4 separate regions of the Homo sapiens genome follow, and all the other regions are linked to region 3. A link is an interaction called in ENCODE POLR2A ChIA-PET data of the cell type or tissue named here. Cell type or tissue: K562. All regions are shown on one strand. Each heading gives the region's core, and the rest is flanking DNA. Links, peaks and the distances in the headings are about the cores only. Region 1 overlaps ZDHHC19 (zDHHC palmitoyltransferase 19). Region 2 has its middle 23 kb from the start of ZDHHC19. Region 3 overlaps TFRC (transferrin receptor). Region 4 holds the start of LINC00885 (long intergenic non-protein coding RNA 885).

Region 1 (8,116 bases), core at 1,337-5,336, 120 kb after region 3:
GTCATAACCACACGATGAGATACGACTTGTGTGTGTGTGTGTGTGTGTGTTTTCTTCTAGAGATACAATTATTAATCTTACATTACAGGGGGAGAAACCAGGCAGCCCACCTTCAGAGCCCGCGTCTTAACTGTGACCCCACGTTGAAATAAAATGTGGAAACTGCCCACAGACACACCTCGTGGTGGCTACGAGTCACAGGGGCTGCACTTCTGCCTCTTGGGGAGTTGCTTGTTTGCTCCATGCTGGTTTCCTCACCTCAGAAACTAGAATAACAGTTCCATAGAGCAGTCGTGAGGATTGAAGGAGGCAGCCTGGACACTGAGCACAGGCCCTGGCCCAGGCAGGGCTCCATCGAGGGTTTGTTAGTACAGGAGTTCTGGCGAGCCCTCAGCCGCTGGGCTGCTTCCCTCCAGCCATTCCTCTGCATGCTAAGAACTAAAGAGAAGGGAGTCAGACCCAGATGGAGCATGGGTGTCAGGCACTGTGCCCAGCTGCCCATGAGAGCCAGCAAGGTGCCTGTGTCCTTTGAGGTACTAGGATTCTGGGCCCTGGATCCTGCAGTGCGGTGACCTCCCCTTCCCCCATCTGTCCCTGCCCTGCTCCACCCTCAGCCACCTGCAGGGCCCCCACCCAAGGGTCAGGGCAGAGCAGGGCAGAGCAGGGCAGAGCAGGGCAGGGCTGAGTGGGAGGCAGCGGAGGGGGTCATTATCACCGGCAGCACAGGGCTGAAGAGAGTTAAACCTTCTTATCAGTTCCCTGGGCCTGTGCCCAGCCCAGCCCAGCTCTGAGGCACAGGGGCTGGAGAGCAGAGCCCTGGGGTTGCCAGCCAAGCCTGTCTCCTCTGGAATGGCCCAGGACCAGGGATGGGGCAGCGGCCTGGGAACCCGAGAGTCACCAGACTGGCTGCACCGTGTGATCTGATGCAACCACTTCCCTCTCCGGGCCCCAGAGTCCCTGCTTATGAAATTGGGGGTCGGGGGCAGCTGGATGAGGCAGCCCGGGTCCCTTCCTCTCCTAGAGAGTTAGGATCCTGTGATCCCTGGGAGGTGGCTATGACTGTCAGTCCTACAGACGAGGAAGCTGAGGCTACGCACAGGACAGTGACTTCTCCACAGCACACTAGTTGGGCACAGAGAGGAATGATGGGGCTGAGCCCCACCCCACATGCCCATGAAGCTTGTGAGCCTTCCAGAAGGCCCATGGAGGAAAGGCGTGGAGATGGGAGGTCGCTGCCCTGGGCACCCCATCCCAGGGTCTAACCCCTTTCTTCAGGTCCTAGGGGCCAGCTGGGGACCTCTCAGAGGAGCCCTAGACAGTCAGGCACCTGGCGGCTTTGCAGGCCTGGGGTCACTCCTTGGCTCCAGCCCACAGAAGGCAGAGATGGCAGGGCTTCCTGGGCGTATAGACAGTAGGCCCTGTAACTGGGCTCTGATAACACCCCTCCCCTTATCAGTGGGTCAAGGACTGGGTGGGGTGCATCTGAGAATCAAGGGTACATTCCACAGAAACAAGGAAGGGGCAGAAAGGAAAAGTGGGTGCAGCTGAACCGAGGCCTCTCAGCCCGGCTGCAAAGAATCCCGGAGGGGTCCCCTGGCTTAGGGGGGAGAGTGTGGAGTGGTGGGGAGTCAAAGGAAGGGACAGTCTAAGTCTCACTTAACCCTCCAGGAGCCAAGGGGCCTGATCCAAGTGACTTTCCTGAAGAAACCTTAGAAATCCTAGGCTGGGGCCGGGCGCCGTGGCTTATGCCTGTATTCCCAGCCCTTTGGGAGGCTGAGGTGGGCTTATCACTTGAACCCAGGAGTTTGAGACCAGCTTGGCTAACATGGTGAAACTCTGTCTCTACTACAACTACAAAAATTAGCTGGATATGGTGGTGCACACCTGTAATTCCAGCTACTCAGGAAGCTGAGGCACGAGAATCAGTTGAATCCAGGAGGAGGAGGCTGCGGTGAGCCGAGATCGCACCACTGCACTCCAGCCTGGGCGACAGAGCAAGACTCCGTCTCCAAAAAAAAAAAAAGAAATCCCAGGCTGGGAGGGACAGAGAGACCTAGAATCCACATTTAGAGCAGGAGGCCATTGCCCTCAGAGGGTTCATGGTCTCCTTTGACACTATGAGGAAAATTATGTCTGCCCAGTGGGGAAATTGAGGCCCAGCGTGTGAGGGGAAATGACTCACAGCTGGCTTAAGGCTTGAAAGGCCCCTGCCTGAGGCTGAGTGTGTCCCCTGCATACCTGGAGGCGAGGACCAGTAGGTGCCGTCCTGAACTAAGGGACAGGGTGGCAGAGGAAGGTCAGGGCCTCCCCAGATACTGGGCCTGGGCTTCTTTGCCCCTGTGGGCTGGGACTCCAGGCAGGCACCACTTCTTCAACCAGCCAGTTCCATAATTCACATCCCGGCCTTGGCCCAGGCTCCTGGACCCCCTCCCCCGTGGCCCATGCCAGGCAGGTGGGTGAGGCTGGGCCTGCACAGGGAAGGGTCTGAAGCCTGCAGGGTCGGTTGTGGCAGGACCCATTGGGCTGGAGATCTGGAGGGACGTCCTGCATCACCAGCGGTAGAGAGGACAGGGGCTGGGCCAGCGTCCCCCTGAGAATGCGCTCACACCCCAGCACACAGACACACACACCTCCGCGGCACCTGGGGGTGGCTCATCTGAACCCTTGGGTGACATCCTTCTGCCCCCACCCTCCTCCACACCCTGGTTTCACCCGGATACGAAGGTGGCAGGAAGCAAACAGTGTGACTTGGGCCCATTTTGACGCTCCAGGTGGCAGAATCACTGGAACACCTGATAAAAATTCCCACCCTCCCCTGACACGGAAAGGCTGAGCCAGAAGAGCCTGGCAGAAGGGACTTCCCTGAAGAAAGGGGCCCAGGTCAGTCTCGAAGGTGGTCCTTGGAGAAGCTCTGGGTGGTGTGTCAGCTGCGTGGTGGAGAAAATCATCATGATGACACTGACCGCGCTCACTGTGTGCCTACCGTGTACCTGTGTCCCGATGTTTTGCATGAAACACCTCATTCCGGCCTCTGCCAGCCTTCCAGAAAGATGCATTATTCCCAGTCCCACGGTCACATTCTGGCCGCTAGCAGAGCCACAGTTAGATGTGTCCCCCCGACCCCCCCAACCCCAGGGGCCTGAAGACTTGTGGGGCCTGGGACCACCCCAGGGGCAAGACCAGAACCAGCTCCTGACCTCCCACCAGGAAAGAGGGACCAGGGTGAGACACAGCTGCAGGAAAGATGCAAGGCTGGGCCGTGGTGGAGAACGCCCCCACCCCTCCACTTCCCCAGGACGCGGCAGGCAGGAGGGGGCCACTCCCAGCCTCAGGGCCCCAGAAATGGTAAGGCCAGCCCTAACCCCACCCCAGAGGCTCCAGAGAGGCAGGGCTGGACCAGGCCAGGCCTGGTGAATCCCTGGGCTGCGAGCGCCCCCTGCAGCCAGACAAAGGTGTGGCCGGGCAGAGGCCAGGTGCTCCCCAACCTCGGACACCCCGACATTGGTGGATTTTCCTCTTCCATCATCTCCAGCCCTAGCTGGGAGCTAGGCCAGTCAACTGCTGCAATTATTATTATTATTATTATTGTCTGTTGTTGTTGTTGCCCTTTTTTTTTTTTTGAGACAGAGTCTCACTCTGTCACCCAGGCTGGAGTGCAATGGTGTGGTCTTGGCTCACTGCATCCTCCAACTGCCGGGTTCAAGCAATTCTCCTGCCTCAGCCTCCCTAGTAGCTGGGACTACAGGCATGTACCACCAAGCCCAGCTAGTTTCTGTATTTTTTACTAGAGACAGGGTTTCACTATGTTGGCCAGGCTGGTCTCGAACTCCTGACCTCAGGTGGCCTCCGGCCTCCCAAAGTGCTGGGATTACAGGCGTGAGCCACCACGCCCAGCCTATTGTTGCCCAATTTTAAGGAGGAGAGAAATGTTAGGTGTCTTGTCCAAGGTCACAGAGCCAGGTGGTGTCAGGTCCTGAACTCAGGCCTCCACAGATCCTGGGTCCTCCATCCCGGAAGGTCTTTGTCCCGGCCCATTAGAGCCTCCTCCAAGCCCTCACCCAGGACGGACATGCGCAGCGTGACAGTTGTAAGAGGCAGGCAAGAGTATTTAATGGGCATTGAGGGTCTTGGCAGTCCCACCAGGGGAGTGGGCAAAGGGCAAGGCACAGAAAGGCTTCCACTCAGGGCTCAGGAAGTGGGAGGTAAGGAGGCAGGTTCAGGAGGCGGGTTCAGGAGGCGGGTTCGGAGGTGAGCTCAGGTGCTGGTGCTGTGGGCATCTCCGGGTGCACAGGGGCGAGAGGAAGGCCGAACCTCGCCTGGGGGCTCCTGCAGCAGCAGGGGCAGCACTGGGCCCGTGTGGAACTAAACACAGAACAGGGGCATGAGTGCTCTCAACAAGACCCCGCCCCGCAGCTCGTGCCAGGTCTCCTGCTCCTGGAGGCAAAGGGAGCGGGCTGGCCCCACAGAATGTGCTGCAGAGGCCCCGGGGCGCAGGGGTTGCCCAGCCCCACGGTGGCCTCCTGATGCTCCACCTCCATGTCTCACGGGGCTTCGAGTCAATGTTTCCTTTAAATAAAAGAGTCTCCCGCCACCCGCACCCCCTGGCCAAATTATAAACCACGAGACTCATCTCAGTCCTGCGAGTAGGTGACTGGCCTGAGGCCCATCAGCACATGTAGTGGGGGAGTCATCCTCCATTTGTCTTTGTGACTCCAGGGACTCCTGGGTGTATTCTAGAGGCCTGGGCCCTGCTTCCAACGCCCCTCCAGTGTAGAACCCTCCTCCCCCCAAGCTCGGAGCGCTCCAGCTTCAGGGTCAGCCAAACCTCAGGGGCCTCCCCCCACACCCTCACAACCTGCAGACACCCCCCTCCCGACACGCACAGACACCCACGCACACACACGCTTCTTACCTCCTGGAGAGCTGCAGCCTCACCACGCCCCGGGGGTCCCTTCCCTGCTTTGTAGGGACCCAGAGGTTGGGGCTGGGGGGTTGAGAGCAGAGGGGGACATTGGAGGGTGCAGATTCGGCATGGATGTCCAGTCAGGCCCCACCACTCTCTGCAGCTGGACAGCTTCAGCCATGTACCTGGGGAGCAGCAGGCCAGATGCAGGGGCCACCGTCCTCCCTGGTCCGGCTCCCCTGCCCGCCTCAGCTTGGGAAGCACACGGCCCAGGGCTTAGCTCTGCAGGAAGCTGAGGCCAGCCTCATCCAGGATGCAGCAGCCCTGTATGCCATAGTGGGGCAGGAACACACAGAGCCAAGGACGTAGGGAGGCCCCAGAGCTCCCAGTGCCCTGGAGAAAACCCCAGAGGAGCAGGAACAGTGAGTGTAAGGGCCTGGGGCTGTGGTAAGGAGCCAGGGTGAACCCACCTCTGCCCCACCCCCAGGGTTCACCAGTTGGGCCTCTGGCTTGCCAACTCACTTGGGTCCCAGTGGTGCACAAATTGTTAAATACCAGTTGCTGGCACAGCCCTGGTCGAAGGGGTTGTATCCCTGAAGGTGTCTGCACTGGTCGGGGATGGAAACCGGAAGAGGAGCTCAGAACCAGCAGGAATGGCTGGGCCATCGCCCAGTGGCCCTCCCTGAGCTGGTCAGCTAGCCAGGGCTCAGCCCAGGGCACCAGCAAGCTGGAGGCCAGGAGACTGAAGGACCTCCCCACCACTGCCCCATCCTCCTCCTCTTGGTCTCCACTGGCCACACACATCCTCCTGCTACCTCCTTCCAGATACTGAATGTCACTGTCTGGAAGGTCAGTTGAGCAAGGCCCAGTCGTATTTCCCTAACCATGATCACATGGCCCAGGAAAATCTGGGCTAAAAGCCTTGAACACGCAATGCGGTAAAGGCCAAGTCGTCCCCTGGGCACTCTTGACCTTGATCAGGTTCTCTCCCTCCTCTCTCCCCTTCGCCCACTCACTCTACCCATCCACCTCACCCCCTCCCAAACTCCCTCTCCGCCACAGGGCAGGCTGGGCCTCACCTGACTTCAAGAGCCTTTGCTGTCATGTTTTGTCACTGAAAGTGGCCCAGCAGCATCTCTGCCCACCACCAACTCCCCTGTGTCCCATGTCCCCGCTCTCCGCCGCAAAGGCTGAGATTTTCAACACCATTCTCCACCAAAGGAACCAGGACTCCATGCAAGGACAGCTGGCACTCACTGGAGGGAGGAAAAGTCTGGACAGCTCCATAACAGCTCACTGTCGCCACTCACTGTTGCCATAGGGCAATACGCATCCTTGCACTATTTGAGATTCTGCCTACTTTAAGGTATTTAAAGCATGTAAAAGAAACGTATTGGCCGGGTGAGATGGCTCACGCCTGTAATCCCTGCACTTTGGGAGGCCGAGGCAGGTGGATCACTTGAGGTCAGGAGTTTGAGACCAGCCTGGCCAACATGGTGAAACCCCATCTCTACTAAAAATACAAAAAATTAGCCAGGCGTGGTGGCGGGTGCCTGTGATCCCAGCTACTCGGGAGGCTGAGACAGAAGAATCGCTTGAACCCGGGAGGCGGAGGTTGCAGTGAGCCGAGATCATGCCACTGCACTCCAGCCTGGGCGACAGAGCGACACTCTGGCTCAGAAAAAAGAAACTGGTATTGTATTAGTCATTTAGAAGATTTTGATTAAATTTATGGAATTTGGGCCAGGCATGGTGATTGGCACCTGTAATCCGAGTGTTTTGGGAGGTGGAGAAGGGAGGATCTCTTGACCCCAGAAGTTCAAGACCAGCCTGAGACTTTCATCTCTAAAAAAATAAAAATAGGTGGCTGTGGCATTGTGCACCTGTAGTCTCAGCTTCTTGGGAGGCTGGGATGAGAGGATCCCTTGAGCCTAGGAGTTCGAGGCTGCAGTGAGCTATGATTACGCCACTGCACTCCAGCCTGAATGACAGAGTGGGACCCTGTCTCTAGAAAAACTAAAATCTAATAAAAATATATTGACAGAATTTTAAAATTTAGGGATATATATATATATATGTATATATATATATAATTTTTTTTTTTTTGAGATGGAGTCTTGCTCTGTCACCCAGGCTGGAGTGCAGTGGCGCGATCTCAGCTCACTGCAAGCTCCGCCTCCCAGGTTCACGCCATTCTCCTGCCTCAGCCTCCCAAGTAGCTGGGATTACAGGTGCTCGCCACCACGCCCAGCTAATTTTTTGTATTTTTAGTAGAGACGGGGTTTCACCGTGTTAGCCAGGATGGTCTCGATCTCCTGACCTCGTGATCCGCCCACCTTGGCCTCCCAAAGTGCTGGGATTACAAGCGTGAGCCACCACGCCTGGCCTTTTTTTTTTTTTTTTTTAGACGCAGTTTTGCTCTTGTTGCCCAGGCTGGAGTGCAGTGATCATAGGTCCTCACAAATTCAAACTCCTGGGCTCAAGGGATCCTCCCACCTCTGTCTCCCAAGTAGCTGAGACTACAGGCATGCACCACTATGCCCAGCCAATTTTTAATTTTTTTTGCAGGAATGGGGTCTGGCTATGTTGCCCAGGCTGGTCTTGAACTCCTGGCCTCAAGCGATCTTCCCACCTCAGCCTTTCAAAGGGCTGGGATTACAGGTGTGAGTCACTGTACCCGGCATTAGGGAAATAAATTTTTATTTATTAGATGTATATAAGGTATAGAAAAATGTTGATTGTATATGAGGCATAGAAAAATGCTTAAAGGAATGATGATCTTTAATAAATTCATAAGACTGACCCATACATTTTTCTTTTTTTTGAGACGGAGTCTCACTGTGTCGCCCAGGCTGGAGTGCAGTGGCACGATCTTGGCTCACTGCAACCTCCGCCTCCCGGGTTCAAGCGATTCTTCTGCTTCAGCCTCCCAAGTAGCTGGGATTACAGGCACCCACCATCACGCCCAGCTAATTTTTGTATTTTTAGTAGAGACGGGGTTTCACTGTGTTGGCCAGTCTCGAACTCCTGACCTCATGATCCGCCCACCTCGGCCTCCCAAAGTGCTGGGATTACAGCCGTGAGCCACCGCACCGGGCCAAAACTGACCAATACATTTGTACCTGCCTCTCCCACGCAAGATGCTTTCAGATATGAATGAAACCAACAGCTCTTGGCCGGGCACCGTGGCTCACACCTGTAATCCCAGCACTT
Region 2 (8,143 bases), core at 3,006-7,005, 110 kb after region 3:
GCAGTGAGCCGAGATTGAGCCACTGCACTCCAGCCTGGGCGACAGAGCAAGACACCATCAAAAACAAAACAAAACAAAACAAAACAAAACAAAAATCTCCTGTCTCTAGGACCAGGCACAATGGCCTAGGCCTGTAATTCCAGCACTTTGGGAGGTCAAAGTGGAAGGATTGCTTGAGGCCAGGAGTTCAAGACTGGCCTGGGCAACATGATGAAAACCCCCTCTCTACAAAAAAATTAAAATTAAACAAATCAGTTGGGCAGGGTGGTGCACCTGTAGTCCTAGTTGCTCTGGAGGCTGAGACAGGAGGATGGCTTGAGCCTGGGAGGTGGAGGCTGCAGGGAGCCATGGTCTCTCCTTCACATTCCGGCCTGGGAGCAAGCCCTTCATCTCTAAAATAATAATAATAATAAAATAAATAAATAAATAAATAAATAAATAAATAAATAAACTGTCTCCAAATCCTTCCATTCTAGTCCAGGCCTCTTTTGAGTTAGCTCTATTTTTTCCTAATACTCATTAAATAAATGCTTAACTATTAAAATAGAAAGTCCTCTGGGCGGGGAATGGGGTGGGGGGCGGCTGCCAGGCCATGGCCAGAGGCTATTATGCACTGGAAACCCCGCATAGCAGAGGGGCAGCCCTGCACCTGCCCCTGTCCAAGGTAGGTGGGTGGTGACTGCAGGCCATGGGAAACGTCCATCCTAGGGGAGTCACCAGCCACCTGGGAAGCCAGGATCAAGGCCCTCCACCCCCAGAGTACAGGAGACAAAGGGAGGAACACCAGGGACAAGGAACCCTAGGACCCGAAGCAAAGTGGCGTTCGCTCACCCGGGAGTGCCACGTTCGTGCCACCGTCACAGCCCTCACCTCCCGCCCGCCAGCACCTGAGACCGGAGTGCTGGGGGGCTGGCTGCAGGCGAAGGAGGTGAGGGCGGATTCGTTTCTCACTGCAACTGCAGCCTCTAGAGCTGGGTGGGCAGGGTCTGGCTCCATGAGCTCAGAGCTGACCCTCTACAAAGATTCCAGGACTTGGGGGCTGGAGACATCTCTCTTCGAAAACAGATTAATCCAGAGGAGCTGTGGGCCCTGTGTTTAGTAAATTGTACTCTGTGTCTTCAGCATAGAAAGTCCTTCCCACTCCCTGCTCAGTATCTCCCAGCCCTCCTAGGAGGCAGGCAAGGCAACTCCAGGACAGTCACCCTAGTTCACAGATGAGGAAACTGGGGTTTCAAGACTGAGACATGAGCGCTCAGCACAGTCCGGGGTGGGGGGCAGCAAGGGGGTATTACTGAGCACCTCTCATGCACTGCCACAGCCCCAGACCTTACCCCACTTCATGCCTGGGACAGCCCGTAAGCTGCGGACTACTGGCCAGGTAAACAAGGGGAAGAATCCTACCCAAGATGTAGCTGATTTGAATTTGTTAAGAATTAAGGCCAGGTGTGGTGGCTCACGCCTGTAATCCCAGCACTTTGGGAGGCAGAGGCAGACGGGTCACCTGAGGTCAGGAGTTCGAGACCAGCCTGGCCAACATGGTGAAACCCCATCTCTACTAAAAATACAAGAAATTAGCCGGACGTGGTGGCAGACGCCTGTAATTCCAGCTACTCGGGAGGCTGAGGCAGGAGAATCGCTTGAACCTGGGAGGTGGAGGTTGCAGTGAGCCGAGATCATGCCACTGCACTCCAGCCTGGGCAACAAAGGGAAACTCTATCTCAAAAATATAAAAAAATTTTAAAAATGTAAAAATTATGGCAGCCCCAATTTCCAACTAAGTTATATTCCAAGGTATAGTCAAAACACATTTTCCCACTGCAACAATGTTATTTTATTTAGATATTGGGGCTTGTCCATCAAGGGCCAGTTAACCCACAACACTCCAGAATTTCTGAACAAGTGTAATGAACAGCTGACAAATATTATTACAACATCAATGGTCAAAATAGAAAAGCAATAGCATTTGATAAGAAATTACTTTTTTTTTTTTTGAGACAGAGTCTTGCTCTGTCACCCAGGCTGGAGCACAGTGGCACGATCTCGGCTCACTGCAACCTCCACCTCCCAGGTTCAAGCGATTCTCCTGCCTCAGCCTCCCAAGCAGCTGGGACTACAAGCACCTGTCACGACGCCCGGCTAATTTTTGTACTTTTAGCAGAGACAGGGTTTCACCATGTTGGCCAAGCTGGTCTCAAGCTCCTGGCCTTAAATGGTCCACCTGCCTTGGCCTCCCAAAGTGCTGGGATTACAGGTGTGAGCCACTGCATCCGGCTGACTTTTTATTTAATATCTTGAATACCTGCCTGAAAATCTGAGGCCGGATGGAAGAATGGACAGAATTGCCCCCACTCTCCTGTTCTGGAATTTAAAGAAGAAAAAAGAGGGGAGGAGGCATCACCTAGTTGGGACCAGGCTTGGGGAAAAAAGGACAGAATTTGCAGACCAAACAGGGAAGCTGTGAAAGAAAAAAGCAAGTCCCTGGCAAGCAGCTCAGCAGCTGGAAATCCCCCTCGGTCCTTGGGAGAGACAATGAGCTCCAGCTGCTCTCAACTGCGATGCAGAGAGAGCTGGTTCCCACCCTGCAGCCGTCCCCGTGTCCTTCTCCTCGCTGAGCCTCACCTCCTCCGCCTGCCACAGAGGCGAGCATCCCGCTTCCTGCCCAGGGATGCAGCGGAGAATGAATATCACCTAGGTAACAACTCACAAGCACAGTGTCTGGCTTCGGGGCGTAGGGGCGGGGACACATGTAATCAATACAAGCCGCCTGCCTGGGTGGCTTCCCCCTTCCCTGATGAAGACCTCCAGGCCGCAGAGAATGCTCTGTTCCTGGTCACAAGGCTGCAGCTGAAGGGCGGGGGAGGCCTCTCAGATTCAAAACAGAGCAGAGATGAGAGGCCTAATTCTAATTTGAGATCAGAGCCTGACAGCTGGGCAGGTGGCAGGCGGCCGCTTCCTCCCCTCCGTGGAGCCTGCCAGGAGAGGGGCTGTGGTCGTATTAAGGGTGTGAGTGGCAAGGCCCGCAGCGGGATGGGCAGTCCCCGCCATGCCAGTGCAGCTCTGTGTAAATCCTTAGTCCCGAGTATCCTCGTGTAACTCAGAGCTGGAAAGAGCCGTAGATCTTCTGGTTCCATGCTTTCATTTTACACATAAGGAAACAGGCCCACAGAGGAAAAGGGCTTTTTGTAGTCACGTGGCGAGGCAGGGGAAGCTGGGCCCAGAATGCAGGGGACCTGCCACCCAGACCCACAGCCAGGACCCCCCAACGGGAAAACGCTCGCTCGGCCACCAAGAGCATTTGATGAATTTGCCTCTAGTCTTTTAAAAATACATATATGCAATTTTATTTTAAAATGTTTTATTTTTATTTTATTTTATTTTTTTTGAAACAGGGTCTCACTCTGTCAGCCAGGCTGGAGTGCAGTGGCATGATCATGGCTCACTGCAACCTCCACCTCCTGGGCTCAAGCGATTCTCCTGCCTCAGCCTCCCAAGTAGCTGGGACTACTACAGGCAGGCATGTGCCACCATACTTAGCTAATATGATTTTTTGTAGAAATGGGGTCTTGCTCACAACAAAGCCCAGGCTGCTTTAAAATTCCCTTGCTCAAATGATCCTCCCACCTCAGCCTCCCAAAGAGTTGGGATTGCAGGTGTGAGCCACTGCACCCAGCCTACATGCAATTCTATTTTATTTTTTTTATTTTTTCATTTTATTTTTGAGACGGGGTTTCGTTCTGTTGTCCAGGCTGGAGTGTAGTGGCGAAATTAAAGCTCACTGCAGCCTCTACTTCCTGGGCTCAAGTGATCCTCCCCCCTCAGCCTCCTGAATAGCTGGGACTATAGGTGTGCATCCCCATGCCTGGCTAACTTTTTTCTATTTTTTTGTAGAGATAGGGCGAGCCACTGTGTTGCCCAGGCAGGTCTCAAACTCCTGGGCTCAAGCAATCCTTTCATCTCGGCTTCCCAAAGTGCTGGGATCACAGGTGTGAGCCATTGTGCCTGGCTGTAATTTTAAATTAATACCTAATTATACTATGCATGAATACATTCTCTTTAAAAAGTTATTTCCTTGCCTCTTGGATATGGTGTGGCTACTTAGTGTTTGTTAAATGTGTGAACAGGTGAATTCTTATTTCTATCATCCCATTCAGGCCCCAATCTTATTACCAGCTCCTCCCTGGATGCCAGCACCTCTCAACGCCCCCTCCCCTAGGACCCTCCTACCAGGACCACTGGATCAGGGCACCCAGGGGCAAGGAGGCCAGTGAGGCTGCTTGAGGGCCCCTCTAATTCCTGCCCCGCTCTTGGTTGGGGCTAGCTTTGGGGCACACTTTGGACTTTTTTTTTTTTTTTTCCAGATGGAGTCTCACTCTGTTGCCCAGGCTGGAGTATAGTAGTGTAATTTTGGCTCAACCTCTGCCTCCTGGGTCCAAGCGATTCTCCTGCCTCAGCCTCCCAAGTAGCTGGGACTACAGGCACGTGCCACCACGCCCGGCTAATTTTTGTATCTTTAGTAGAGACGGGGTTTCACCATGTTGGCCAGGCTGGTCTCGAACTCCTGACCTCAGGGGATCCGCCCGCCTTGGCCTCCCAAAGTGCTGGGATTACAGGCGTGAGCCACCACGCCCAGCCCTTTGGAATTTTTTATCCCAGCCCCAAGCTTGGGACGGGTCTGGGGCACCCAGATACCCTCCCTGTGAAGCCAGGGCCCCCCGCCCTGCTCAACTGCCTGCACACAAGCAGGTGTTCCTCCTTCTCTGTGGCTCCTCTCACCTTTGCTTCCTCTCTCCCGGTATTGGGACGTGGAAAGACATTAAACACCTGGGAGCCCCCAGGGAATAATTCAAATTCAATCATAGAAAATGAAGGCACAAGGCCTGGGCTGCTGGGAGGGCCCGAGGGCCTGGAGATGGAGGCTTGGCAGGCCCAGCACTGCTGAAGCCAAGGGAATGAGTGACTTCTCCAAAAGCAGGTTGAGTCATGCTGAACCTCACTGGTTCCCCAGTAGCAGGAGCATGAGGACCAAGGACGGACCTAGAAGATTCATGGTAGGGGCTGAGGGGAAGAGCAGCCAAGAGTCAGGAGGGTCAGAAGTGTGTCTGATCCCTTGGCAGGGTGCGGTGGCTCACGCCTGTAATCCCAGCACTTTGGAAGTCCGAGGCGGGCGGATCACCTGAGGTCAGGAGTTCAAGAGCAGCCTGGCCAACATGGTGAAAACCCGTCTCTACTTAAAATACAAAAATTAGCCGGGTGTGGTGGCGGGCGCCTGTAATCCCAGCAACTCAGAAGGCTGAGGCAGGAGAATCGCTTGAACCCGGGAGGCGGAGGCTGCAGTGAGCCGAGATCGCGCCACCGCACTCCAGCCAGGGTGACAGAGCGAGACTCTGTCTCAAAAACAGCAATAACAACAAAAGAAGTATGTCTGATTCCTCAGGCCAGAGTAAAAGAGGTTTCAAGAAAGAGGGTGTGGTCAACAGTGCCAGGTGCAGCTAATGTAAAGGAAAAGTGGCCTCCTTTTTCCCTTGACGTGGATGCGTACAAACCCTCCCCTGGGACCAAGCTCAGGGCCGGGCCACGACCAGGGGCCCTCAGGCTAGATCTGGTGCCGGAGGAGACCTGCTGCCGAGGCTGGACGGGTGAGCCTGGAAGGGCGTGGACCCTCCACCCAACCTCAGGGACAAGTGCCTGACACCCCCCTGAGCAGAAACAGGGTGGGACGGAAACCAAACAAATTGCTCCTGAAATCCATGTTTTAGGAATGTTTGGTTTTCAGCTTCTCTTTCCTGCAGCAGGATGTTTAAAGAAAACAAATCTTTAAAGTCTTCTACTCCAAAGCAAAGAGCGCTGTGTGTGCCTACTTCTGGTCTCCGCTTCAGGAACAAACCCCCTTTACTCTCTGGCCTGGATTGGGCGCAAGGCAGCCGGAGCTTCCTGGCCAAGCTGGGCCAGCAGCCCAGGCCCCCACCAAAGGCTCAGAGTGAGCTGGGCACCACCAGGCCTTGAGGCCTTCCAGAGGCTTCTACTCCAGGGCACTCTGAGGCCGGGGGCTGTGGGTGGCTAACAGACTATGCCGCCAGCTGGGAGCAGAGGGGGCCCCATCTCTGCCCCAAATCCAAGTCTGGCCAGCTCCTTCCCCTAGGGATAGATACTTGGTGGGGAAGAGAGGGAGCTGAGAAGGTCACCCAAGAAAGGTGAGCCGGGCCGTCTGCCTGGGAGTCAGAATGAGGTGGCCCATCCTCGGACTTGACCATTTCCCAATGCCCTGTTTAATTTAATTTTTTATTTTATTATATAGGGACAGGGTCTCAATATATTGCCCAGGCTAGTCTCGAACTCCTGGACTCACATGACCCACTTGCCTCGGCCTCCCAAAGTGCTGGGACTACAGGCATGAGCCACCACCCCCACCCCCCAGATAATCTAAATTCAGAGCCTGCAAAAGGCTCAGGGCCCAAGGAGAGAAAATGGAGACAGAAGAGAAAGGGAATTTCTCCCTCCAGGTCCCCACGCCTGAGTCAGACCCTCTCACTGTTTCCTTTACAACCACCGCACACCCACCTGGACCTGGCCTAAGAAAAGGAATACAAGTCCATGAAGGTTCTCCCTTCTTTTTCTTCTTTTTCTTCTTCTTTTTCGTCTTTTCTTCTTCTTCTTTTTCCTCCTCCTCCTCTTCTTCTTCTTCTTTCTTCTTCTGTCGCCCAGGCTGGAGTGTAATGACGCGATCTTGGCTCACGGCAACCTCCACTTCCGTATCTCAAGGAATTCTCCTGCCTCAGCCTCTGGGACTACAGGTGTGCGCCACCACACCCGGCTAATTTTTGTATTTTTTGTAGAGACAGGGTTTCGCTATGTTGGCCGGGCTGGTCTTGAACTCCTGACCTCAGGTGATCCGCCCACCTCGGCCTCCCAAAGCGCTGGGATTACAGGCATGAGCCACCATGCCCGGCCCATCATGTACCCTTCTGATCCTACAAGCGCACTGTGAGGTCGGCCGGGCATGGAGTTTGGTTTCAACTTCACGTTGAGATCGGAGCAGCTCTGAGAGGTCGGGGCTTCATCCAGGGCCACACATCCAGCTGGCAGCAGAGCCACCTGTCCACCCAGCTCTCCGGATGCCCGGCCTGTGCTCCCTACACAGCCGCTTACTGCCCTGCCAGGAAAAGGCAGGCAGGAGGGATCTTTCCACTCCCATTAGGGGCTGAGGAACAGGCATCTAGGAGCTAAATCTGACTGGGGGAGTCTCCCAGCCCAGACAGCCCAGGGCCCTGCCCAGGGGTCAGTGCTTTCACTTGCTGACCTCATGCCTCCACCACTACTCGGGGACAGATGAGGTTCAGCATGACTCAGGTTCAGCCAAAGGATACTAATGGGCCATGGAATAAATCCTGCCTGGAGCCCTGTTCACCTCAGGACTTGTCCTCAGACCATGGACCTTCCTCCCTGGTCACTCAGTCAAGGAATCGCAGGAGATCAGTGCAAGAGTAGCTCTGAATGGGCCGGGCGCGGCGGCTCACGCCTGTAATCCCAGCACTTTGGGAGGCCGAGGCGGGTGGATCACGAGGTCAGGAGATCGAGACCATCCTGGCCAACACGGTGAAACCCCGTCTCTACTAAAAATACAAAAGATTGTCCGGGCGTGGTGGCGGGCGCCTGTAGTCCCAGCTACTCGGGAGGCCGAGGCAGGAGAATGGCGTGAACCCGGGAGGCAGAGGCTGCAGTGAGCCGAGATCGCACCACCGCACTCCAGCCTGGGCGACAGAGCGAGACTCCGTCTCAAAAAAATAAAAAAATAAAAATAAAAAACAGTAGTCCTGAAGCCCCCAGCCCAGCACACCTGGTCTTTGCAGGCCCGAGACACCCACAAGAGTAACAGCAGCGCCTCATTCAGGAGGCTGAGGACTAAGTGAGCAAACGCAGGCCGAGTGCTTCCCCAGGCCTGGACCTCCATTAGCATTCAACTGTGTTGTCATTGCTGTCATTGCTACACTGGAGTCAGATCACTAGGCCTTTAGGAGGAAGAACGTGCCCTTCCTGTTGACAGGCCGGGCCTCTGACCCAGGCGTCTCCTCTCCGTGGGGTGGCAGGAAGGGCCCAGGACTCAGGTGGCAGATCAGGGACCCCCTGGCCTGGCCTCTGCTCAGCT
Region 3 (5,952 bases), core at 1,381-5,380:
AGGCATGATGAAGAACAGGCACGGGAATGTTTAGGAAAAGCTCGTTTAGGTATATGCTTGTTATTGGGCCATTACTATAACTTGCTATATATTCCTTAGGGTGTTCTCCTTTCAAACCAACATTCTTCCCTGGGCCCAGTCAAGGGCTAGTTCACACTGGTCTTCTCAGTCAGTCTCTCCCTTTTTGTAAATTTTTTTTTTTTTTTGAGACAAGGTCTCCCTCTCTCTCCCAGGATGGAGTACAGTGGTGTGATCACAGCTCACTGCAGCCTCAAAATCCTGGGCTCTACTGATTCCCCCACCTCAGCCTCCTGAGTAGCTGGGACTAGGGGCACAAATCAGTTCAGGATACTATGCAGTAACCCAGACCATGATGTTGGTGGGAGCAAGGGAGCAAGAATAAAACAAAGTTATAAATAAGCAGAAATTCTGACTAAGCATAAGATAGAAGACAGAAAAGAGAGAATAGACCAGACACAGTGGCTCATGCCTGTAATCCCAGCACTCTGGGGGGGGCCGAGGCACACAGATCATTTATGGTCAGAAGTTTGAGACAAGCCTGACCAACATGGTGAAATCCCCTCTCACTAAAAATTCAAAAAAAAAAAAACCACTAGCTGGGCATGGTGTCGCACGCCTGTAATCTCAGCCACCCAGGAGGCTGAGGCAGGAGAATCGCTTGAACTCAGGAGGCGGAGGTTACAGTGAGCTAAGATTGCACACTGCATTCCAACCTGGGCAACAGAGCCCAGGCTGAGACTCCATCTCAAAAAATAAAATAAAAATAAATAAATAAATAAATACAAATAAGAGAGAATTGAGGTCTAGACAGAGTGTTAAGAGTTAGGCTCCTTCTCGTCATGGCCTGGATGGCTGTTTTTTTTGTATGTTCTTTCAGCTTTCACTCATACTGTCTACTCAATGTTTCTTAAAATTTCATTTTTTTTTTAATAGAGATGGGCTTGCTATGTTGCCCAGGCAAGTCTCAAACTCCTCAAGTGATCCTCCTGCCTCACCTCCCAAACTGCTGGGATTGCGGGAGTGAGCCACCACACTTGGCCTCATTCAGCCTTTGCTTTTTTTTTTTTTTTTGAGACGGAGTCTCACTCTGTTGCCCAGGCTGGAGTGCAATGGCGTGATCTCAGCTCATTGCAACCTCCGCCTCCCGGGTTCAAGCAATTCTCCTGCCTCAGCCTCCCAAGTAGCTGGGACTACAGGCATGCGCCATGACACTCAGCTAATTTTTTTTTTTTTTGTATTTTTAGTAGAGACCGAGTTTCACCATGTTGGTCAGGCTGGTCTTGAACTCCTGACCACAGGTGATCCACCCACCTCAGCCTCCCAAAGTGCTGGGATTACAGGCGTGAGCCACAGCGCCCCGCAAGCCTTTGCTTTTTACTTCTCCTACTAAAACATTTTGATCAGGGCTTTAATTCGTCTTATCTACTAAGCTGTCCCCGTCTACCACACCCAGAACCACTCTGAGAATTCTTCCAAGACTTTCCATAATTAACCCTACTGAAGGCTGAACTCTTTGTGAGATCAGTTATGCCTCAAGACTACCAATTCAAATGTAAATGAATACCTGATAATAGATTGGGGTTATTATTTCATGCTTACTCAGTTAAAGTCATGCTTGTATATTTCACATTCTTGCAGACACAGAAATACAACTGAAAATATCTTACCAAGTTAGAGAATGCTGATCTAGCTTGATCCATCATTCTGAACTGCCACACAGAAGAACCTAGGTATCAGAATAGAGAATTATTGAGAAAGATACTACTGTATCAGATTAGTGAGCTTTCTATTACCAGGCTAAATGATACATTAAATTTTTAAAATACATTATCACTTTTCTAGAAAAGGTATTTAACCATAGTTTACATGACAACTAAATTAAGTGGGATCCTTTTTAAAGTTTGTTATATACATAATTCTTTTTTTTTCTTTTTGTAGAGACAAGGTCACCCTATGTTGCCCAGGCTGGTCTTGAACTCCTGGCCTCAAACAATCCTCCCACCTTGGCCTCCCAAAGTGCTGCAATTATAAGTACGAACCACTATGTTCTGAGTAGACAAAAGTGACACATACTGCTGGGCGGGGTGGCTCACACCTGTAATCCTAGCACTTTGGGAGGCTGAGATGGGTGGATCACCTGAGGTCAGGAGTTCAAGACCAGCCTGGCCAACATGGAGAAACCCTGTCTCTACTAAAAATACAAAAATTAGCCGGACGTGGTGGTGGGCGCCTGTAATCCCAGCCACTCGGGAGCCTGAGGCAGGAGAATGGCGTGAACCCAGGAGGTGGAGCTTGCAGTGAGCCAAGATCGCGCCACTGCACTCCAGCCTGGAAAACAAGAGCAAAACTCTGTCTCAAAAAAAAAAGAAAGTGACACATACAAAAAGACAAAATTAAGACTAAGGCAGACAAGACCAGTTATGCTACAAATACCACAAACCATCTCCAATGGGAAGGGGAAGAAATACTGATCCTGACTGAATGAATAGTTCCTACAAGTGATTCGATCTTTGACACAAGAAGAAACATGAAACACAGATTACGCTGTTTTACAGATGAAGAGGCCAGTTATTAGAGAAACTAAGTGGCCTGTTCAAGGCTGAAAATTGATAATCTAAGCGAAGTTAAATGGGTTACTGGGTTATAGAAATTGTGTTATCATCTCTGGAAATTTAAGACATTAACCTTAACTTTTGTCAAAGCAAAATACATCTCTGTAATCAAAGTCCTAAGTTAAGTTAAAGGCCTTAACTGAAATCTGAATTTTCCAGTTAATTTGGTTTGAGGGCATCTAGATACTTGAAAATGACATTATCCTGAGATTTGCAAAATGGACATTTATTGGATACCATTTTAAAGCTTTTCCTATATACGAGTACACTTAGGGCATATTAAACACACACGGCACAAAGCAAGCTGTGAGGTATACGCAAATTGTAAAGCAAAGGGTATTATAACTGGCATTAAGAAAAAGCTTTCTGGCCAGGCACGGTGGCTCATGCCTGTAATCCCAACACTTTGGGAGGCCGAGGCAGGTGGATCACGAGGTCAGGAGTTTGAGACCAGCCTGGCCAAGGTGGTGAAACCCCATCTCTACTAAAAATACAAAAATTAGATGGGCGTGGTGGTGGGCACCTGTAATCCCAGCTACTGGGGAGGCTGAGGCAGGAGAATCGCTTGAACCCGGGAGGTGGAGGTTGCAGTGAGCCGAGATGGCACCACTGCACTCCAGCCTGGGTGACGGAGTGAAACTCCATCTCAAAAAAATAATAAAAAAGAAAAAGAAAAAGCTCTAAAACCTATTACAAAAAATTCTTTTTAAATTCAAGCTTTAAAAACCAGTGTCCATATGCAATAGACCATATTCTTAGAAGCATAATCTTTTTTTTTTTCTTGAGACAGAGTTTCGGTCTTGTTGCCTAGGCTGGAGTGCAATGGCAGGATCTCGGCTCACTGCAACCTCCCCCTCCCGGGTTCAAGCCATTTTCCCACCTCAGACTCCGAGTAGCTGGGATTACAGGTGCCCACCACCATGCCCAGCTAATTTTTGTATTTTTAGTAGAGACGGGATTTTACCACGTTGGCCAGGCTGGTCTGGAACTTCTGACCTAGGGTGATCCACCCACCTGGCCTCCCAAAGTGCTAAGATTAGTTACTTGATAAGAACATCCCAAGGAAATCGAAGGCGTGAGCCACTGCGCCCAGCCAGAAGCACAATCTTTTGCCCCTTCTGTTACAAAAAGCTTATCACTACCACTCCACCAGAACAGTAAGGACCCAATCATTAGAGCCAGAACTGGAAGGCCCCACCCTGAACCAATTTTAATCATCCTTTTCTAGGAAAAAACATCTTGCAAGTTTTAACACTCATCTGAACCATCATTCCTCAAGTTTTCTTGTTTTAAATTAATTTTAAGAACACAAAGCGATGGCCGGGCATGGTGGCTCACGCCTGTAATCCCAGCAACACTTTGGGAGGCCGAGGCGAGCAGATCACCTGAGGTTGAGAGTTTGAGACTAGCCTGACCAAACATGGAGAAATCCCATCTCTACCAAAAAAATACAAAATTAGCCGGGCATGGTGGCGCATGCCTGTAATCCCAGCTACTGGGGAGGCTGAGGCAGGAGAATCACTTGAACCTGGGGGAGGTGGAGGTTGCAGGGAGCCGAGATCACACCATTGCACTACAGCCTGGGCAACAAGCGTGAAACTCTGTCAAAAATAAATAAATAAATAATAATCTAAGCTACTTGTGTTATCTTTGGTGTTCTCAATGGTGACTGAAAACAACAATTCAATTTCTCACATTAATAATGAAGCTCAGGTAGGCAAAACGTAGCCCCACGTTTTGAACCATGAAATGGAACACATTCACTGCCTAACAACTTCACTACCCTCTATTTTCTCCAAAATCAGACAGAATCCAGCCCCTGTTTTTACCCACCAACATTCTTCTCTGTTCCTTGAGGTCCTCCTCATTTCTTCCAGGCTCAGCTCAAGGCTTCATCTCTATGAAGCCTTCTCTGACTGACTTCCCTATCCTGTAATAACTGGTATTGAACTACCTGATAATGAGTAAAAATATTGTCTTTAACAGTACTGGGGCATGCCTGATGCATGAGATTCCAAATGATATGAAAAATATAATGAAAACATTGGACCAGGAATCTTTTCCCGTCCCCATCACTCTTCTGGTTTAGTAGGGAGTTTTTTTGTTGTTGTTTTTGAGATGGCATCTCGCTGTCGCGCAGGCTGGAGTGCAGTAGCACGATCTCAGCTCACTACAACCTCTGCCTCCCAGGTTAAAGCGACTCTCGAGCCTCAGCCTCCTGAGTGGCTGGGATTACAGGTGTGCACCACCATGCCCAGCTAATTTTTGTATTTTTCGTAGAGACGGGGTTTCACCATGTTGGCCAGGCTAGTCTCGAACTCCTCACCACAAGTGATCCACCTGCCTCGGCCTCCCAAAGTGCTGGAATTACAGACGTGAGCCACCATGCCCGGCTAATTTTTGTGTTTTTAGTAGAGACAGGATTTCACCATGTTAGTCAGACTGGACTCGAACTCCTGACCTTAGGTGATCCGCCTGCCTTGGCCTCCCAAAGTGCTGGGATTACAGGCGGGAGCCAATGCGCCCAGCCGAGGGTCATTTTTAACTAGCATTGTGATCGATTCAGGTTTAGCTGGGAATCTTGCTCCATGACATTTAAATACATTATCAGAGGCAAGTAACTGCCTCGCCTTAGGGCGGAGTTAGCCAAACTGCTGTCTATCTAACAATCTTCAACACAGGCTAGGTTTACAGCCACCATTACTTGATAAGAACATCCAAAGGAAATTGAAGGATGCTATGCTATATATAACCTTGCAAAATCGATGACAAAAATTATCTTAACTCTGAGTTTTCTTGAGAAGCATATTGTAACCCAAAATTCAGGGCCGGGGGGCGGGGGGAACCAGCAGGGTCCACAAGTACTCTAGACAGCCTAACCTTAATTTTCACAGTAAGCTTAGCATATAAGCATGGGGTAGCCAAATACAATTTCCTACTTTAATCCTCTTATCAACGGGGAAGAAAATGGAAAAAGCTGCAGAATCCAGTCCCCCGGGTAAGTGAGGTCTCTACAAGCAGTAAGCAGAGGGAAAGCGTTATCCGAAAAGAGCCGAATCAGAATGTATTTTCTTACCCACCCTCCCAACCTTAAAAGAACTGTCCAGCAGAATGTGACACAATCGGCCTCTCCGGCGCCCATCAATCCAGCACAGCCCTCTGACCACACCGCTAATCTCCAAGTATCTTTCACAAATAAGTCACTCCTATGGCTCCCGTCTTGTAGTGAGAACTGCTAGCAATATTCTTAATGTGAACACCTGCGGCGTTCAGTCGGATTCTGCCTTGAGAAAACAGAATCCACACACAAGGCGAACAG
Region 4 (8,143 bases), core at 1,569-5,568, 62 kb after region 3:
TTATTTACTTACTTATTTTTGAGACGGAGTCTCAGTGTATTGCCCAGGCTGATGTGCAGTGGAGTGATCTCGGCTCACTGCAACCTCCACCTCCTGGGTTCAAGCGATTCTCATGCTTCAGCCTCCTGAGTAGCTGGGACCACAGGCATGTGCCTTCACACCCAGCTAATTTTTGTATTTTTACCAGATAAACGGTTTCACCATGTTGGTCAGGCTGGTCTCGAACTCCTGGCCTCAAGCGATCCACCTGTGTTGGCCTCCCAAAGTGCTGGGATTATAGGCGTGAGCCACCGCACCCGGCCCCAAATTCTTTATGGCTACATTGCTCCCCAGAGTGGAATAATTTACACTTTTCTAGCAGCATGTGAGTACCTTCCAACCAACTCGGCACGGGCTTTTGTGCTGTTGATATGGTTGCATCTTGTCAGTTTCATCTGGTACAGTGTGGTGTTATTCACTGTTGAACTTCCTCTCGAATAAAATTTAGTTCATATTTTTTGCTCATTATCAGTTTTTGTTTTTGTTTGAGACAGGGTCTGGTTCTGTTGCCAGGATGGAGTGCTACGGTGCGATCTCAGCTCACCGCAGCCTTGATCTCTCAGGCTCAAGTAATCCTCCTACCTTAGCCTTCTGGGTAACTAGGACTACAGGCATGTGTCACCAGGCCTAGGTAATTTAAAAAAAAAATGTGGCCAGGCATGGTGGCTCACGCCTGTAATCCCAGCACTTTGGGAGGCTGAGGCGGGCAGATCATAAGGTCAGGAGATCGAGACCATCCTGGCCAACATGGTGAAAACCTGTTTCTACTAAAAATACAAAAATTAGCTGAGCATGGTGGCACATGCCTGTAGTCCCAGCTACTTGGGAGGCTGAGGCAGGAGAATTGCTTGAACCCGGGAGGCAGAGGTTGTAGTGAGCCAAGATCACACCACTGCACTCCAGCCTGGGCAACAAGAGCAAAACTCCGTCCCCAAAAAAAAAAAAAAATGTTTAGTAGAGACGAGGTCTCATTATGTTGCCCAGTCTGGCCTCAAACTCCTGAGCTCAAGTTGATCCTCCCACTTCAGCCTCCCAAAGTGCTGGGATTACAGGTCTGAGCTACCATACCTGGCCTAGCTTATCAGTCTTATTAGCTATTTATGAACCTTGTCTTTTGTCATTATTTGCTGCAAGCTCTTCCTCCAAATCTTTTTCTTTTTCAAAATTATATTTTTAAAAAGTTATAAAAGCAATACATGTTTATGGTAGAAAATCTGAAAAATAGAGAAAAAGTCATAAAATATATGCCACCACTTAAAATTAACCTTTATTATCCTGTTTGTCTGTCTGTTTTTGAGACAGGGTCTGGCACCGTCCCCCAAGCTGGAGTGTTGTGAGTGTGGTTCCCAGCAGCCTTGAGCTCCTGGGCTCAACGATCCTCTGGCATGAGCCGCTGTGCCTGGTGTTATTATCCTGTTTCAAAACCAGCTGTGAAAAGATAATTTGACCCTATTGGGAAATGAAGATATGGACTGGTTGTTGGATGATACTGAGGAATTTTTGTTAGTTTTGTTGAGGGCGTAATAGCAGGGTAGATGTATGTTTTCAAAATCCCTTATCAGTTTACATGCTCACTGGAATATTTACAGGAAAATTCATGTGACGTCTTGGCTTTGCTTTTAAAAACTCCAGCACACACACAAAAATAAATAAATGATTGGGGAAAATTAGATAAAACCAAATTGGCAGTATTTGTTGATACTAGATGATGGATATATGAGTATTCATTTCATTGTTCTCTCTACTTTTACGTACATTTGAAGTTTTCTGTGACTTACGTTTAAAAGTTATCTTCTCAGGAGGACTCCCAGGCTTAGCTTGCCTAAAATTCCAATCCCATCTCCTTGGCTGACTTTCATACTCCTCACTCCTGCTTTGTTTTTCCTCCTTAGCATTTCATCACGACCTGCCACGCTAAACGCGTTCTTAGGTATCTGGTCATCTTGGCTTCTTACCTCTCCCCAACTGGAATGTGAACTCCCTCAGGAAGGAATTTTACTGTTTTCTTCCCGCCCTTGCTATCAACAGTGCCTGAGTATTCAAATCATTATCACATGAAAAACAAACTCACTGTTAACATTTTTCTTCGGTTTTTTGTTTTTTTCTGAGACAGGCTCTCACTCTGTCACCCAGGCTGGAGTACAATGGCATGATCTCGGCTCACTGCAGCCTCAACCTCACAGGCTCAAGAGATCCTCCCACCTCAGCCTCCTGAATAGCTGGGATTGTAAGCACGCATCGCAATATTCGGCTAATTGTTATTTTCTGTAAAGACAGGGTGTCACTCTGTTGCCCAGGCAGGAGTGCAGTGGTGCCATCACGACTCACTGCAGCCTCAACCTCCGAGGCTCAAGCGATCCTCCCACCCCAGCCTCCCACCTCAGACTGTAGTCATGAGCCACCATGCCCAGCCAATAAAAACTTTAAAAGACCTTTCTAAACCATCAAGGTTGGAGGCATTAAGGATTTTTGTTGTTGTTACTGCTCATTTCTTTTTTCTTTTTTCTTTTTTTTTGAGACAGAGTCTCACCCTGCCCCCCAGGCTGGAATACAGTAGAGCGATCTCAGCTCACTGCAACCTCTGCCTCCTGGGTTCAAGTGATTCTCCCGCCTCAGCCTCCCAAGTAGCTGGGATTACAGGTGCCCACCACCATCCCCGGCTAATTTTTGTATTTTTAGTAGAGACGGGGTTTCACCATGTTTGCCAGGCTGGTCTCGAACTCCTGACGTCAAGTGATCCACCTACCTCGGCCTCCCAAAGTGCTGGGTTTACAGTCCTGAGCCACGGCGCCCGACCATCATTTCTTAACGAGCATACATTAAAATTTCCAGGCAGTCAAACTTAGTGACTGCTTTACAAACATGAAATATCACACCAATATTTAAAGAAATGAGCAAAACCTGTTTTTAAAAATTTACACACACCAAAAACGACATGGAAAACCTAGGCCCACTTTTAGGATCGCCCTCTAGACAAAACAAATAAGGAAAGGCTAATCTTTGAGGAAAATATCCTATAAAATATACCTGAGGGGAGAAAGCCCCTATCATGAAGAAATGGTTAGAGCTATTCTGTTTCCCTTGTGGTACTTTTATCACTCTTTAAGAGAATCCATCACAGGCCTTCAATCTCTAGCCAGCCTAGACACAGATGTGCGTGGGCCGACCCAGCAAGGGGCAGGAGGAAAACCCCTCTGCTTCCTGTCCCCGGCTTCTCCCACTTACTCCCCCGCCCCCCACCTCTGCCCGTCTAATGGTTCCCTGGGCCGACTCGGTCGCCCTGCCAGCCTGTCCTCCTTCACTCAGGCACACACTGTTTCCACGCCCGGGAGCCTGGCTCACTTGCAGAGCTATAAAAACAGACATCCACCAGGCACGGTGGCTCACGCCTATAATCCCAGCACTTTGGGAGGCCAAGATGGGTGGATCACCTGAGGTTAGGGGTTCGAGACCAGCCTGGCCAACATGGTGAAACCCCATTTCTACTAAAAATACAAAAAACTAGCCTGGCATCATGTCATGCGTCTGTAATCCCAGCTACTTGGGAGACTGAGGCAGGGGAATCGCTTGAACCCGGGAGGCAGAGGTTGCAGTGAACCGAGATCACACCACTGCACTCCAGCCTGGGCAACAAGAGCAAAACTCCATCTCAAAAAAAAAAAAACAAAACAAAAACACTCAGACATCAGGCTGGCCGCCGTGGCTCATGCCTACAATCCCAGCACTTTGGGAGGCCGAGGCAGGGAGGATCCCTTAAGCCCAGGAGTTCAAGATCAGCCTGGGCAACACGGCGAGGCCCCGTCTCTACTAAAAATACAACAAAATTAGCTAGGTGCAGTGGTGCTTGTGGTGGTCTCAGCTACTTGGGAGGCTGAGGTGGGAGGATCACTTGAGCCCAGAAGGCAGACAGAGGTTGCAGCACTGCACTCCAGCCTCGGTGACAGAGTGTGACTCCAAGTCACAGGAAAACCCAACAAAACACAGACGCCGCCCCCACCTGCTTTGCCCGACTCTGCAGAGTCCCACCCGGATGATCTGGGGGAGGGAAGGAGTTTGTCTTTTTCGAAGCCCTCTGTGGTTTTCGGATGAGCGGATTTAGGGACAGTCTGCACATGTCTTTCACTCCTGCTATGGACCCCAGAACCCACCACAGTGCCTGGCTAAATTGCACGTGCTTAAATAAATATGGAACAAATGAACCAACTGACCTCTTTTGATGTTCCCAGCCATTCTGTGAGGCAGAGGATCAAATGGGTATTATTGTCCCCATTTGACAGAGGCCCAGAGAGGTGACAGGAATTCCCCAAGGTCACAGATGGAGGGGCCCGAGGCTGCCTCCCACTACCAGGCTGATTTCCAGAGGCTTAAGGTGGGGGCTGAGTTTAAGGAGGGGAAAAAGAAAAACACATCCCCTTACCTAGTGGGTAGAGAGGAGTAGGGGCAAGGGAGAGAAAAGAGGAAACGAAAGAAGAGGGGAAAGAGGAAAGAAGAAGGGGAAGGTTAGAGATGCCTAAAAGCATGGAACTGGAGGAAAGACATCAAAATAACAAAGAGCAAGACTAGCCGCGTGGTGGCTCACGCCCGTAATCCCAGCACTTTGGGAGGCCAAGGTGGGCAGATCATTTAAGGTCATGAGTTCAAGACCAGCCTAGCCAACATGGTGAAACCCTGTTTCTACTAACAATACAAAAAAATTAGCTGGGCGTGGTGGTACATGCCTGTTATCCCAGCTACTCGGGAGAGTGAGGCAGGAGATTCACTTGACCCTGGGAGGCAGAGTTTGCAGTGAGCCGAGATCATGCCACTGTACTCCAGCCTGGGTGACAGAGTGAGAGTCCTTCGAAAGAGAGAGAGAGAGAAAGAGAGAGAGAGAGGAAAGAAGGAAGGAAGGAAAGAAAAGAGAGAGAGAGAGGGAGGGAGGGAAGGGAGGGAAATGAGGGAAGCTAAGAGGGGGTTGGGCTGCAAATCCTATCTCTGGGCAGCGGGTCTGGGCCCCTCGTCCCTGCAGCAGGTCTGGGCCCCTCGTCCCTGCAGCGGGTCTGGGCCCCTCGTCCCTGCAGCGGGTCTGGGCCCCTCGTCCCTGCAGCAGGTCTGGGCCACTCTTCCCTGAGTTTGATGCTTGGTTTGGAGTCAGGGCTCTGAGCCCAGAGTCCCTGTGGAAAACACATCCCTCCACTGACTATGGCCTCTGTCCCACAACCTCCCCCCTCCCCAGGCCTGTGTGTGTTTAGACAGCTTGCCCTGCATTTTTAGAACAATTTTTAACTTGTAGGCTGTACCTGCGGAACCAGAATGTCTGGCCAAGACCTGTTACCTAACAGCCTCAGACCATTTGGGTGCCAACAGCAACTGCAGCTCTGGCCCAAGCCAGGTGTGGGCTGACCTAGCCAGGGAGCGGGGAAGTGAAAGGAATGGGTCCCTTCCCACTCAGAGGGCGGAGCCCCCACTTCTGGTGAGAGAAAGCTGAGCAGAATGGATCTAATCTGATTCCTCCACCCAGAAGCCCTTAAAATGCAGCTTTGTTTTAAGCCTTCTTGAAGATTTGGGCTAGATCTAGAAAAGAACCTCACCACGGAGGATGTGCAAAGTACAACACGTGACCCCGGAGACGGAAGCTCTTCTCTACCTCCGTAAAGATGATCTCTGATGAACAGACATGATCATGCCTGGAGAACAGGGATGGACAGTCCCGCTTCTGAAAGACCCTGTCTGGCTGATGATTCATGGTGCGCCGGGCAGACCCCAGGCCAAGAGACCCCACCCACAGTACCTGAGTGCTCAGCTGGGAACCAGACCAGACCTCAAAACAGGTTTGCAGAATTAAGATGAGGAGCTGAGCTCAACACAGCCTCCGCAGCTCCCCAGGGCGGGCCTGAGCCGAGGGAGAGCCCATGGCCATCAGGGTGCTGGAATGCATGTCACACTGCATTACGTGCATTACGATCCACGCTGCAATGACAGCCCAGAGCGTGGAGAACCCAGAGAGGGTGGGGAGATGGAATCCCGGCGAGCCAGCGCTGGCAGGGACCACGGGGAGCAGCTGGTCCAGCCGCCGGTTTTCCAAGAGAGAAGACTAAGAAGTGAGTCACTTGCCCACAGCCACAGAGAGAAGGAGGGCAACGAGGCCGGCAGGTCAGCAGCGAGCAGTTAGTTCAAGGCCTTGAGGGCTTCCACTAACTTTGAAGGGCGAGGATGGGCGGAGCTCTGGAGGCCGCCGGGGTAGGTTCGAGGGGAGTGTTCAAGAAGCCTCTTTTTTTTTTTTTTTTTTTTTTTTTTTTTTTTTTTTGAGACGGAGTCTTGCTCTGTCACCCAGGCTGGAGTGCTGTGGCGTGATATCGGCTCACTGCAACCCCCACCTCCCAGGTTCAAGAAATTCTCTTGCATCAGCCTCCGGAGTAGCTGGGATTACAGACACCCGCCACCACACCCGGCTAATTGTTGTATTTTTAGTAGAGACGGGGTTTCACCATGTTGGATAGGCTGGTCTCAAACTCTTGACCTCAGGTGATCCACCCGCCTTGGCCTCCCAAAGTGTTGGGATTACAGGCCTGAGCCACCACAACAAGCCAAGAAGCCCTTTTTGTAGAGTTCTAATCCTGGGTCTGCGGCTGAGCCATGGTTGTGTTCACAAAGCAGAGCAATCAACCGGGCATAGGGATGGACCTCCTGGGGCCAAAATGGCGGCTGACATCTCCACCCTGACCTTTCTTCTCAGGTTCCCAAGGTTACCACCCAACCCTGCCAACTTTCGCACCCCGCAAGGAGCAAGACCCCGCCCGCTCACCACCTGCCTGTGCAGCCAACGGGCCTCGCTGAGCTGCCCTGGGCCGCTCCCTCCATTCACACAGTTGGCCCTCCCTCTCCCTGCCTCCCTTCGCCTACCCCACGAACTACTTCATCCCTCTGGGCCGGCACTGTAGAAGCCCCATTGTTCACATCGACCTCCCAATTATCTCCTCTTTCCCTCTCCCTCTGCTCCTGCCCAGACCAGCCCCCCAGCATTGACCTGGATGCCTGCCACAGCCTCCTCCCTGGTCTCCGGCCTCCCACCTCTGCTCCTCGGTCTCCTCTACCCAGCCAGTAACTGCAGAGAGCACTAAAGCACAGTCCTGGCATCTCACCCCCTTAACCCTGGCCACGGCTTCCCAGTGCCTCCAAGATAAAGCACCAACACCTGAGGACAGCAGGTGAGTCCTCCCGGAGCTAGCTCTCCCCCACCTTCCTGTCACCCTCTGCCCCAGGCTCTGCCCGTGCTGCTGCCCCCTGAACCCACACTTCCGTCTTTTGCTTTCCCTTTCCCTGGGATGCTCTTATACCCCCTGGCCCCCTGGGATATCTTCTCATCTGTTAAGTCTCAACCCAGAGCTGCTTCCTCTGGGAAACCCTCATTGGTCTCCTCGGGCAGAGGCTGGTGTTTTTCTCTCATGCGTCCTCGGGCAGAGGCTGGTGTTTTTCTCTCATGCGTCCTCGGGCAGAGGCTGGTGTTTTTCTCTCATATGCCTGCAACAGCCTGGGATTTCCTCTCTCAGCGCTTTTTTTTTTTTTAATCAAAAAAATTTCGACGGGGAGACAGGATCTCACTATGTTACCCAGGCTGGTTGTGAACTCCTAGCCTCAGGTGATCCTCCTGCCTCGGCCTCCCAAAGTGCTGGGACGACAGGCATGAGCCACCGTGTCTGGCCCTCTCAGCACTCGCTACCGAGGGTGTTCTAATACTTCATTCGCCTGCTGTGGGAGGCAGCCTCTAAGATGACGCTCAGTGATCCCTGCCTCTTGGTATTTCCTGTGTAAAACCGTCCCCTTGAATGTGGGCTGGGCTAATTGACTCACTTTTTAATTTATTTTTCAGAGACAGTTTTAAATTTATTTTTCATTCTATTGCCCAGGCTGGAGCACAGTGGCATAATCATAGCTCACTGCAGCCTCAAACTCCCGGGCTCAAGTGATTGCCCACCTTAGCCTCCCTAGTAGCCAGGAATCCAGGCGCACACCACCACGCCTGGCTCTGATTGACAGACGCACACCACCACACCTGGCTCTGATTGACAGGCACACACCACCACACCTGGCTCTGATTGACAGGCACACACCACCACACCTGGCT

The links. Peaks named below come from ENCODE experiments on the same cell type or tissue, not always from the same donor. Only the 100,000 strongest peaks of a DNase experiment are listed, where the experiment ranks them.
Region 1: POLR2A ChIA-PET joins it to region 3 with 11 read pairs; 20 of 35 experiments call an interaction of 5 or more read pairs at or near these places.
Region 2: POLR2A ChIA-PET joins it to region 3 with 28 read pairs; 22 of 35 experiments call an interaction of 5 or more read pairs at or near these places.
Region 4: POLR2A ChIA-PET joins it to region 3 with 19 read pairs; 11 of 35 experiments call an interaction of 5 or more read pairs at or near these places.

The regions. Positions count from the first base shown.
Region 1 is chr3:196,193,364-196,201,479 of GRCh38, forward strand. ZDHHC19 (zDHHC palmitoyltransferase 19) reads right to left here. Exons shown (of 8, transcript NM_001039617.2): 6 at 5,426-5,511; 7 at 4,913-5,088; 8 at 4,089-4,362. The coding sequence ends at 4,932. Among named protein-coding and RNA genes, the nearest start is that of ZDHHC19, 14 kb to the right of the region's middle. RefSeq lists a cis regulatory region at 424-1,083 and enhancers at 696-825, 886-1,015, 3,139-3,208, 3,239-3,338, 4,725-5,670. In K562, for the core only: a CTCF peak has its summit at 3,434 (motif pointing left); DNase peaks (open chromatin) are centred at 1,451 and 3,388.
Region 2 is chr3:196,184,203-196,192,345 of GRCh38, forward strand. No RefSeq gene overlaps it. Among named protein-coding and RNA genes, the nearest start is that of ZDHHC19, 23 kb to the right of the region's middle. RefSeq lists enhancers at 2,323-2,942, 2,943-3,561, 6,658-7,276. In K562, for the core only: no CTCF peak of the experiment used is centred there; no DNase peak of the experiment used is centred there.
Region 3 is chr3:196,075,376-196,081,327 of GRCh38, forward strand. It overlaps TFRC (transferrin receptor), which reads right to left. Exons shown (of 19, transcript NM_001128148.3): 2 at 1,689-1,747. The coding sequence starts at 1,724. Among named protein-coding and RNA genes, the nearest start is that of TFRC, 3.7 kb to the right of the region's middle. RefSeq lists an enhancer at 4,967-5,466. In K562, for the core only: no CTCF peak of the experiment used is centred there; a DNase peak (open chromatin) is centred at 3,796; H3K4me3 peaks cover 3,949 bases.
Region 4 is chr3:196,137,152-196,145,294 of GRCh38, forward strand. It overlaps LINC00885 (long intergenic non-protein coding RNA 885), which reads left to right and starts at 5,485. Exons shown (of 3, transcript NR_034088.1): 1 at 5,485-5,849; 2 at 6,755-7,226. RefSeq lists enhancers at 3,289-3,338, 3,389-3,448. In K562, for the core only: no CTCF peak of the experiment used is centred there; DNase peaks (open chromatin) are centred at 3,240, 4,070 and 5,540; H3K4me3 peaks cover 2,165 bases.